2 separate regions of the Mus musculus genome follow, and region 2 is linked to region 1. A link is a loop called in an ENCODE intact Hi-C map of the cell type or tissue named here. Cell type or tissue: heart. All regions are shown on one strand. Each heading gives the region's core, and the rest is flanking DNA. Links, peaks and the distances in the headings are about the cores only.

Evidence for each region. Hi-C counts contacts between places; a loop is a spot of excess contacts. Peaks named below come from ENCODE experiments on the same cell type or tissue, not always from the same donor. Only the 100,000 strongest peaks of a DNase experiment are listed, where the experiment ranks them.
Region 2: a loop joins it to region 1, with 2.0 times the contacts of the local background. A loop is called at or near these places in 4 of 42 quality-filtered maps.

Annotation. Positions count from the first base shown.
Region 1 is chr19:53,327,419-53,331,804 of GRCm38, forward strand. It overlaps Mxi1 (MAX interactor 1, dimerization protein), which reads left to right. Exons shown (of 6, transcript NM_001008542.3): 2 at 3,933-4,065. Among named protein-coding and RNA genes, the nearest start is that of Gm30541, 2.7 kb to the left of the region's middle. In heart, for the core only: CTCF peaks have their summits at 934 and 2,224; DNase peaks (open chromatin) are centred at 763, 2,073 and 2,763; H3K4me3 peaks cover 1,784 bases; H3K27ac peaks cover 2,150 bases.
Region 2 is chr19:53,188,563-53,192,948 of GRCm38, forward strand. The region is part of intron 1 of Add3 (adducin 3 (gamma)); the gene reads left to right. Among named protein-coding and RNA genes, the nearest start is that of Gm52402, 18 kb to the right of the region's middle. In heart, for the core only: no CTCF peak of the experiment used is centred there; DNase peaks (open chromatin) are centred at 1,379, 1,869 and 3,609; H3K27ac peaks cover 2,747 bases.

The DNA of each region.
Region 1 (4,386 bases), core at 323-4,322:
CAGGCTGGTCTTGAACTCACAGAGGTCTGTCTGTCTGACTCCAGAGAGTGCTGGAATGAAAGGCTTGCACCAACACACCGGGCTCTTGACCTCCTAGGTTTTATTTTCAGCTATAACAGGTGTTCTGAGTGAAGGTTTTTTGTTTTTGTTTTCTGGGACAGGATCTTTCAATGTAATCCTGGCTGTCCTGGAACTCACCATAGAGACCAAAACTCATAGAAAACTGCCTATATGTGCCTCCTGAGTGCTGGCAGCCACCACACTTGGCAGAGTGAATGATAGAAAAGTGGGGAAAAGTGAAGAGACCAAACTTCTTTCTACCTCTATCTAGTAACGTCCTTTGCTGGGATGGCGGTGGTTGTTACCAGTACATAATGGGAAAACCCATATGGCCTAGCCAACAGCTAAAAAGCCTAGAAAAGTCCCCCACCCCTACTGTGGCCTGTGAATACTTACTTCTTCTTTTGGGTCTCCCTGAATTTGACGAACATCCATTTCTTAAATGTTGTGCCAACTGCAGTATTTAAAAGGGCTGGCAGAATTTCGTAGCCTGTGACCTCACTGGAGATAACTTCATTCGCCAATAACATGACCACAGGAAGGGGACATTGTCTCCTCACCAAGAGCTCTGTCACTTTGGACATCCCCCAGCAGATCAACAGGATCAGAGTGAGGCAGACTGTGGCTACTTTCCACAGCTCCCAGTTTGCTCCCTGGACAGGCAGCGCCTCCAGCCATCTTGTGTTTGCTTTCCCCCAGAAAGTTCTCAGCCAGCGGTGCTTTTGTGCCCCAGGGGATGTGTGGCAATATCTGGAGGTATTTTGGTTGTCATGCCCCAGGGTGGTGGTGCGAGACTGGCATCTAGTGGGTGGGGGGTAGGGGCGCTGCTGAGCATCCAACAATGTACAGGACAGAACCATCGGGTCCAAAGCATCGCTAGTGCCAAGGTTAAGACATCCGTTTGAAGCGGGGCATAGGAAGAGGGTGGTGACTGAGGGCAGTAAGTGGCTGCTTTTTAGTGTGCTTCCTGCTAGTTACTGTCCCTGATGTCAGTTACACTTCAGGAGAGGAGCCTGGGAGGAGCAACCCTCAGCGATGAGATTATTTCAGTTAGACTTCACAATAAAGCTTACTGAATATGTGTTTCCTGGGAACAAGTCTGGTTCAGTGCCTGGCACGTGTCTGGCCTTACCATGATGCATACGTGGAAGAGATAAATCCATCTTATATAGGAGGGGAAAAGAAGCTTGGAGTCCACATAGCCAGAGCTCCGGTTTGAACTGAAGTCAGTATGAATCCAGAACAAAATCTTTATGTCCTTTCCTTGTATCGTTAGAACAGGTTTTCAGTCTAAAAACACTAATGGTATAGTGGGGGAAGAATCAGTTCAAAAAGAAGAAGGGACTAGAAAAACCTTTTGTCAGTGTCAAGACTGAGGGAAAGAAGGACCGAATGGATGTACTCTCTGGCTCTCATTAAGTGATCTCATGTTTTTGAACAGCGATTTTATTTATTTATTTATTTATTTATTTATTTATTTATTTATTTATTTGCTTCTGTGGCCCTGCCCTTTGTAGTTGTTACTTTCTCCGATTTTATTTATTTATTTATTTATTTATTTACTTCTGTGGCCCTGCCCTTTGTAGTTGTTACTTTCTCCTCTTTTAGAGGGTGAGAGAACCGAGGCATTGAAGTTCCACAAGAAAGCAATAGAGAGAGGACTTTAGGCCCTGAGCGTCATTTAAGAAATGAGTGTCCTTGGGAGCAGACCCAAGTCTTTTCCTCAGAAGCAAAGTCATGTAAATTTTTAGTCTCCCCATCCTTGGAACCAGGAAAGGAAAGCCAAGGAAAGACTACATCTCCCGGAGGCCATCGCGGAGTCCACCATGCGCAGGCGTACTGAGGCGGCCCATGTCCCTCGGCACCCGACGTGCACTGGCGGGGGGGTGGGGGGGCGGGACTACATTTCCCAGGGGGCAGCGGAAGGGGCGGGCGGGGCGGGTCTTGCCGCTGCTCCGGTCCCTCCCCCGTGCTCGCGCGGAGAAGTAAACAAACCGCGCGCGGGCTGCAGGCGGCGCGGCGGGCGCGGCGGGCACGGCTAGGGCGGCGGAGAGCGCGCCGAGCCGGGGCCGAGCTGGCCCGCCCGCCCGCCGCACATGTCCGGAGTCGTCGTGGGACTGTAGCCGTCTGTGGCGCCTCCTGTCGGCCGGGGGCGGGAGCGCGGAGCCCATGGAGCGGGTGCGGATGATCAACGTGCAGCGCCTGCTGGAGGCCGCGGAGTTTTTGGAGCGCAGGGAGCGAGGTAACGGCTGGACGCCGTCGCTTCGACCGCCGCCTCGGGCTCCGCGCGTGGAGAGCGGCGTGACTGGCGCGGCTGGCGAGGGGAGGTGCGCGCGTGTGGTGTTGGAAGTGCGTGCACCGGTGAGGGTGAAGCGCGTCCCCGCGCGCGGCAAGAGGAGCACGCGCGCGCGTGGGGAGAAATGTGCGTGCGTGTGGGGTGCACGCGCGTGGAAGTCCGCGCGCGGTTGGAGAGGTGGGTGCGTCGGGACGGTGGGGGTTCTTGCTCAGGAGTGCAGGTGAGTTCCGGAGAGGAGGCGAGCAAGAAGCTCGCGAGCGAGGGCAGGCGTGTGTGTGAGTGTGTGCGCGCGTGTGTGTGCGTGCGTGTGTGTGTGCATGCATGAGGTGTGGGCGAGAGCTTAGGCAGAGGAGAGGGGGCCTTAGGGGAGGACCCGTGCGTGGCTCTGGGCTGCAAGGGAAGGACTCTCGAGTCGCGCAGGGGCGGCTGCTAAGCGGACCGGAGGAGAGGGCGGAGGGCGCTGGACCAAGAGCTCTTGCAACTTGAGACTGCACTGGAGACTGAAGGGGGTGGGCGCTGGGGAGGTGTGGGTGCAGGAGGCGGAGCCTGTGCGAGCCGGGGGAGGAGTAGGGTGGGAGTGATGCCCGCCGAAGAGCTGCGGGAGGGGCACAGTGCTATTGTGAGCGTCCGAAGTGCAGTGAGATGGGATTGCCTTGGAGGTGGAGGTGGAGGTGGAGGTGGGTGGAGGAATAGGGAGACTGAGGAAGGTATTGGAGCGTGAAGAGCCTAAATGTTTCTGTCAGGAGAGAGGAGGTCCTTCCCGAGAAGTTGTGATCGGAAGAGTTGGGGCACGCAAAAGTGTGGAGGCTACAGAGGCACCGAAGAGGTGACTGTAGTTAAACCAAGGGTTTTCTGTTTGTTTTGGTTGGTTGGTTTTGGTTTTCGGTACAAGGTTTCTCTGTGTAGTCTTGACTGTCCGAAACTTAGGACAGTCTGTAGACTAGGCTGGATTCGAACTCAGAGATTGACTGCCTCTGCCTCGGAGTGCAGGGATCAAAGGCGTGCACCACCACCACCACCTGGCTGGCTTGGTTTGTTTTGTTTTTAAGGCACGTGAAATCTTTTGGAGTGAATGGGTGGGGGTAACTGGTGTTTCTTCTGGCTTCCCAGAAAGCATGCATACATCTGGTGCACATATATACTTCTGAACACTTATGTACATGTAAGAAAAAAATGAGCCTTAAAGAATTCTTGGAGGAAAGGGATTTGGAGAGGAAGGAGAAATTTGCTTTAGAAGACTTTCAATATACTCTCTTGGCAGTGGGCTGGGTCTGGGGTATGTCACCAGATTAATGTTCAGACAGTGAATGGATTTTTTTTCCCCTTAGGGTAGGGTCTTGCCACACGTAACTCAGGCTGGCCCTGGACTTGGGATCTCATCTCAGCCTCCTGGGTGCTGGGATTAAAGGGATGGCTAAACAGCAGGATTTTATCTTCTAACCAGAGCTTAGGCACATTTTACCTTTTCTACTTTGAGGAAAAAAAAAGTGTCAGGACAAGAACTTTGGATCTGTGGGTCTGTGCATTTGGGTATGTATATTCTTCTTAAACCTTTTTCTTCTCTTACGGTTTTTAGAGTGTGAACATGGCTACGCCTCATCGTTCCCCTCCATGCCGAGCCCCCGGCTACAGCACTCGAAGCCCCCACGGAGGTTGAGCCGGGCACAGAAACACAGCAGTGGAAGCAGCAACACCAGCACTGCCAACAGGTAGGGAGAGGATGGCGGCGGTGGGGGTGGGGAGGTGGGCATTAGGGAGCAGGAATGGAGGGGCTCAGACTCTGGGCTAATCCTATACATCTGCATCTGTTTTCTCTCTAATGCCAACACCAGAGCACACCGCCCTGGCTCTGTATGCAGAAGGGGATGATATAATCCCACAGAGGAGATTGAAATCACAGTGTCCCTATCCCTAGAGGAGTGTGAGTGGGGACTTGGTGGCCTGCACCCATGCTCGCAGCCACAGGCTGAGAGGGACCTTGGGTTTTCATTTCTCTCCCCAAGTTTACGGCAGTCTGAGAAGAATTTTTT
Region 2 (4,386 bases), core at 157-4,156, 140 kb before region 1:
AAAATATTGCTGTCTACCTTGGTAGGCTTGTTTTGTTATGGTCCAGAAAAAATGGCCTATTTTAAACATTGATCATCTTTCATTCATCCTTAACTTCCTCTTTTAGAATTGCTACATTTTAAAGCCTCTGAGTGGTTTGTGTTTGTTTTGTCTTGAGACAGGATTTTATTGTGTAGCTCTGGCTGACCTGAAACGTGCTACATAGACCAGGCTGTCTAACTCACAGAATCAACCTACCTCTTCCTCCTAAGTGCTTGACTAAAGGTGTTCATGTCATTATGTCCTGCCTACTTTTGAATCCTGGATTCTCTCTTTTAACAATTAGTAGTCTACCAGAGCATTACAGAAGCAAAGGGCATCAGTAGCATCCAGAGTATTTGTGCTAAGTGGCCCTGCCTTCAAGTTGCTCAGCATCAGATATGCCAGTGAGTGGAGAGGCGTGAATAGACGTAAGGAGTGCCATGCTGGACGTGAGCAGAGGGCGGTGAAGCTTGAGGCTTCTCACTGTAGAGTGGCTGCTGTCCTTTGCAACCCATCTTCACAGGATGAGTAAGTAAAACCTTTGTCTTCCCCAGATGGGAAATTAGAGGATGTAGCAGAGGTTTTATCAGACAGGAGTTTTAACTCACAAGCTCAGAGGGGTAACTTGTCTTCTAAGTTACCAAGGGTTGCCTTGTGGTATGGCCCCTCTTGAGAAGCAGAAACCCTGAGAAAAGTCAAAGCTTCTCCTGAGCCCACCCCCACCCCCACGCCCACCCCCACCCCCACCCCCACGCCCACCCCCACCCCCACCGTTCAGAAGCATCTCTGACTGGAGCCACTGACCGAAGACGGCTCTGTGAAGCTGACCCCTGCCTGGAGCTCACCGCTATCAGACGTTGGCTTGGGGTACCTTTTGAATTTTACTCCCTTAGCTAAGTCTCTTGTACAGTTTGTCCCCCAAACTGAGCTTTCTTTAATCAAGAGTCTAAATATAAAATAGGCCTATTGTAAAAATGGCCTATGATTTATTATTACCATATTATTATTATTATTATTACTATTACTACTACTACTACTACAGGTTTTATGGGGTGGTTTCAAAGATCAGAGAGTAACTTGTAGAAGTTGGTTCTCTCCTTCTGCCCTGGGGCCCTAGGAATCAAACCCAAGTCATGAGGCTGGATACCAAGCCCTCCACCGCAGAAACCTCTCACCTACCCACAGCCTGATTTTTTTATCCAATTCCACTGGTGGCACAGCCCTGCTTGCTTAACCTCTCTGGTTCCAGTCTCTGCTGTAGGGTTGTATGTGAGGCACACAACAGTCTCCCTTGTTTTGGTGGCACTCCTCTGATGGCATCCTGTGTTCTCATTTCTGTGCCAGGCCTGTCACTACACCCTGCTGTCTTCTGACGTCTCATCTTCTGCTGGCACCTGGCCTTCTCGCTGAGTGTTCCACCTTAGTTAGTTTTTACAATGAAATAGCAAAGATATAATTAGAATATGGCTCAACAGTTAAGAGCATGTCCTGCTCTTCCAGAAGACCTCAGTTTGGTTCCCAGCAACCAGATTGGGCTGTTCCAGTCTGCTGACGGCAACCATTCGTAACTCCAGCTCAGGAGATTTAGAAACCTGTCCTCCACAGGCACCTGCACACATGTGTACATACACACATACAAACACATACACATAAAAACAAAGTAATAGATATAAAATTAAAAATTATAGTAAGCTAATTACTGGAAACACATTTCTAGATTTCCTATCAAAGGCCTTCATGAAGAGTCTTGTTACTGTTAGGCCAGCCCATAGCCTGTCACAGTTTAGTCTGATAAGCAGCTTACGCAGATCCAGCTCTCCTTAGCCATCTTGTAGGTGGGGGAGTTCCTTCCCCTGGGTATTGTAAGCTAGGCTGAGCGTCCCACAGAGCTGGATCTTGCCAGACAAAGGTTTTCGCTAATGGTTATACCATACTTCTAGAGGTAATGTCACATGAGCAAAGATAATTCTCTTTCTCCCTGTATGTTTTCAATTAGATGACATTTACTGGGAAGGAAAAAGGCCTATTTTTGATAGTGTATTCTATTTTCAGTCTACCACATATTTAAAGTGCATTCATTTAACAAACAAAGCTCCAGGCTTCAGGACTTGAGTTGAGGCAATGTCTTTATTACGCTGGCTTGAGTTCTGGTACCAGACCCTGGTCAGGTTGCAGGGGCAGAATGAATGCCCCATGTATATTATGTTTGAGAGGGTACCGGGTTGGGCATACCTGAACTCTTACGAGCTGACCTGGAGTGGTAAACAACAGAAAGGTGAGTGCCCTTGATTAAGATTCAGTCAGAGAGCAGGGTTCTCATTTCATTAAAACAAACAAAACAAAAAAAAGCAAAAACAACAATAAAACTAAAATATATTTTAGTTTTTATGCCTCTTTTTCTTTTAACTTTCATAATAACTAGTCATAGCCATTTTATCTACTGAAAATTAATTTATTTTATACATGAAAATATAATATAGCAATGGTATGTTACAAGATTTAAATGACAAACCTTTAAGATAAAGTGAGAGTTGAAGGGCAGAGAGAGGGCATAGGCTTCTTTTCTTTTGAACTTTTGTCTTATGTGTGTTACTGGTTGCCTGCATGTGTGGCTGTGTGAGTGTTAGGTCTTGGAGTTACGGACAGTTGTGGACTGCCATGTGGGTGCTGGGAATTGAACCCAGGTCCTCTGAAAGACCAGCCGGTCCTCTTACACACTGAGCCATCTCTCCAACCCTGAGTGTAGGCTCCCTTTTGAGTTGTATGATCCCACACTGTGGTTGTTAAGCCCTCTGGCATTCAAGATGCTTTCACTAAAATTCACAAAGCTGATGAGCGGAAGGAAAGAAAGTCCCACTCCTTGACCATTACCCTAGAAGATTGGATCTGTAAATATGTTAATCTTTGAAATGACAGATATATGTGCATGTCAAATAATGTCTGAACTAACTAGAAAAACTTGCTTTACTGCGTGATTGTGGTATAAGTACCATTTCCTGAGAGCTTTTACATTGGACGTTTAGGAGTGTGTGTGTGTGTGTGTGTGTGTGTGTGTCTGTCTGTCTGTCTGTGTGTGTGTCTGTGTGTATGCAAGTAAGTATTAACCTTATTTAACTATGGGCCATGTGGGTTCCTAAGAATGTCACACCTTGTCTATGCCAGTAGATCAGTGTGTCTATTCTTGTCACTAAATCTGATGCCACTGCCGGATTTTCCTCTCTGTTGGAAGGGTAACACCCAGAAATGAGAATTCTTAAAATGTATTTCTTCTCTCTGTGATTGGGGTATTTTTGAGTTTTTAAAACTATGAAATAATAATGACAAGCCCCAAGAAAACAGAGTCTGGATTTCATTTTGTCTCCTGACTGGGATCCTAGGCACATTCCCGACACATCACAGGCAGCTCATGCCTCTGGATGGTCAGTATCAGTTTTCAGTCGTTGAAAGCCCCAAAAGGAAACAGACTGATTTTCCACGCACAAACAGCTGGGCAGCTGTGGATGGAATTAATTGCTGATATATATTGGCTGCTTTTTTCTTCTCCCGTCATTTCCTTTGCAGCTGTGAAAGTGAATTTTGACTTGGAAACAAACATTTCCAACAGTGTGAATCCAAAAGTATTAAGAGAAGATTCTTCTAGTAAGTAATAAAAGCTGGCACCTTGGGCTGTGCAGTCCTGGGTGATGTGATAAGGGACAGAGGTTGGTAGCAAGTGACTCACGATTACACAGATGGTGGGCAGTAACTAACCAGGGGCCTGCACTATGAAAGGAGGGTTGGAATGGTTACCGTTTCATGTCAGGGGTGACCTCATAATCCCAGAAAGGCTAAGGTAGTGAATATCCCCCTCCATAAGGTCCTTAAAGAGGGGGTTCCAGGCCACCTCTCAGAATAGTAAGATGTCCAGTATTCCGTAGTGATTTGTCCTTCCAATATGAGGGTATAACAGTTGTGGAGGGTAATAAGACATTGATCATTAAACATTTTCCTGGGTTTCTCTCAAAACCTTTTCTGTTGTTTGTTTTACATTATATGTAAATAATTCATGGCAACATAAAAAAACATGCTTTTAAAATATCTCTCTGATATTTTAATCAGAGAGACTTATTTAATTGTATGATTACAGAATGAAAAACTAACTTGAGCCTCTGAATGCATATGTGCAGAAAGTGGTATTTGTTCAAAACCAATTAAATAGTTATTGTTTATAATAAATTTAATACTGAAAATTATTTTAAAAGATTTTTATATAGTACTTATATTTGTATTCTATCGAATATCTTATTTGGAAAAAGTCATATAATAAAATTTTAAACTAAAATTCTTATAAAATTTGTTAATAGATTATTGTGAAATTTTTTGAAG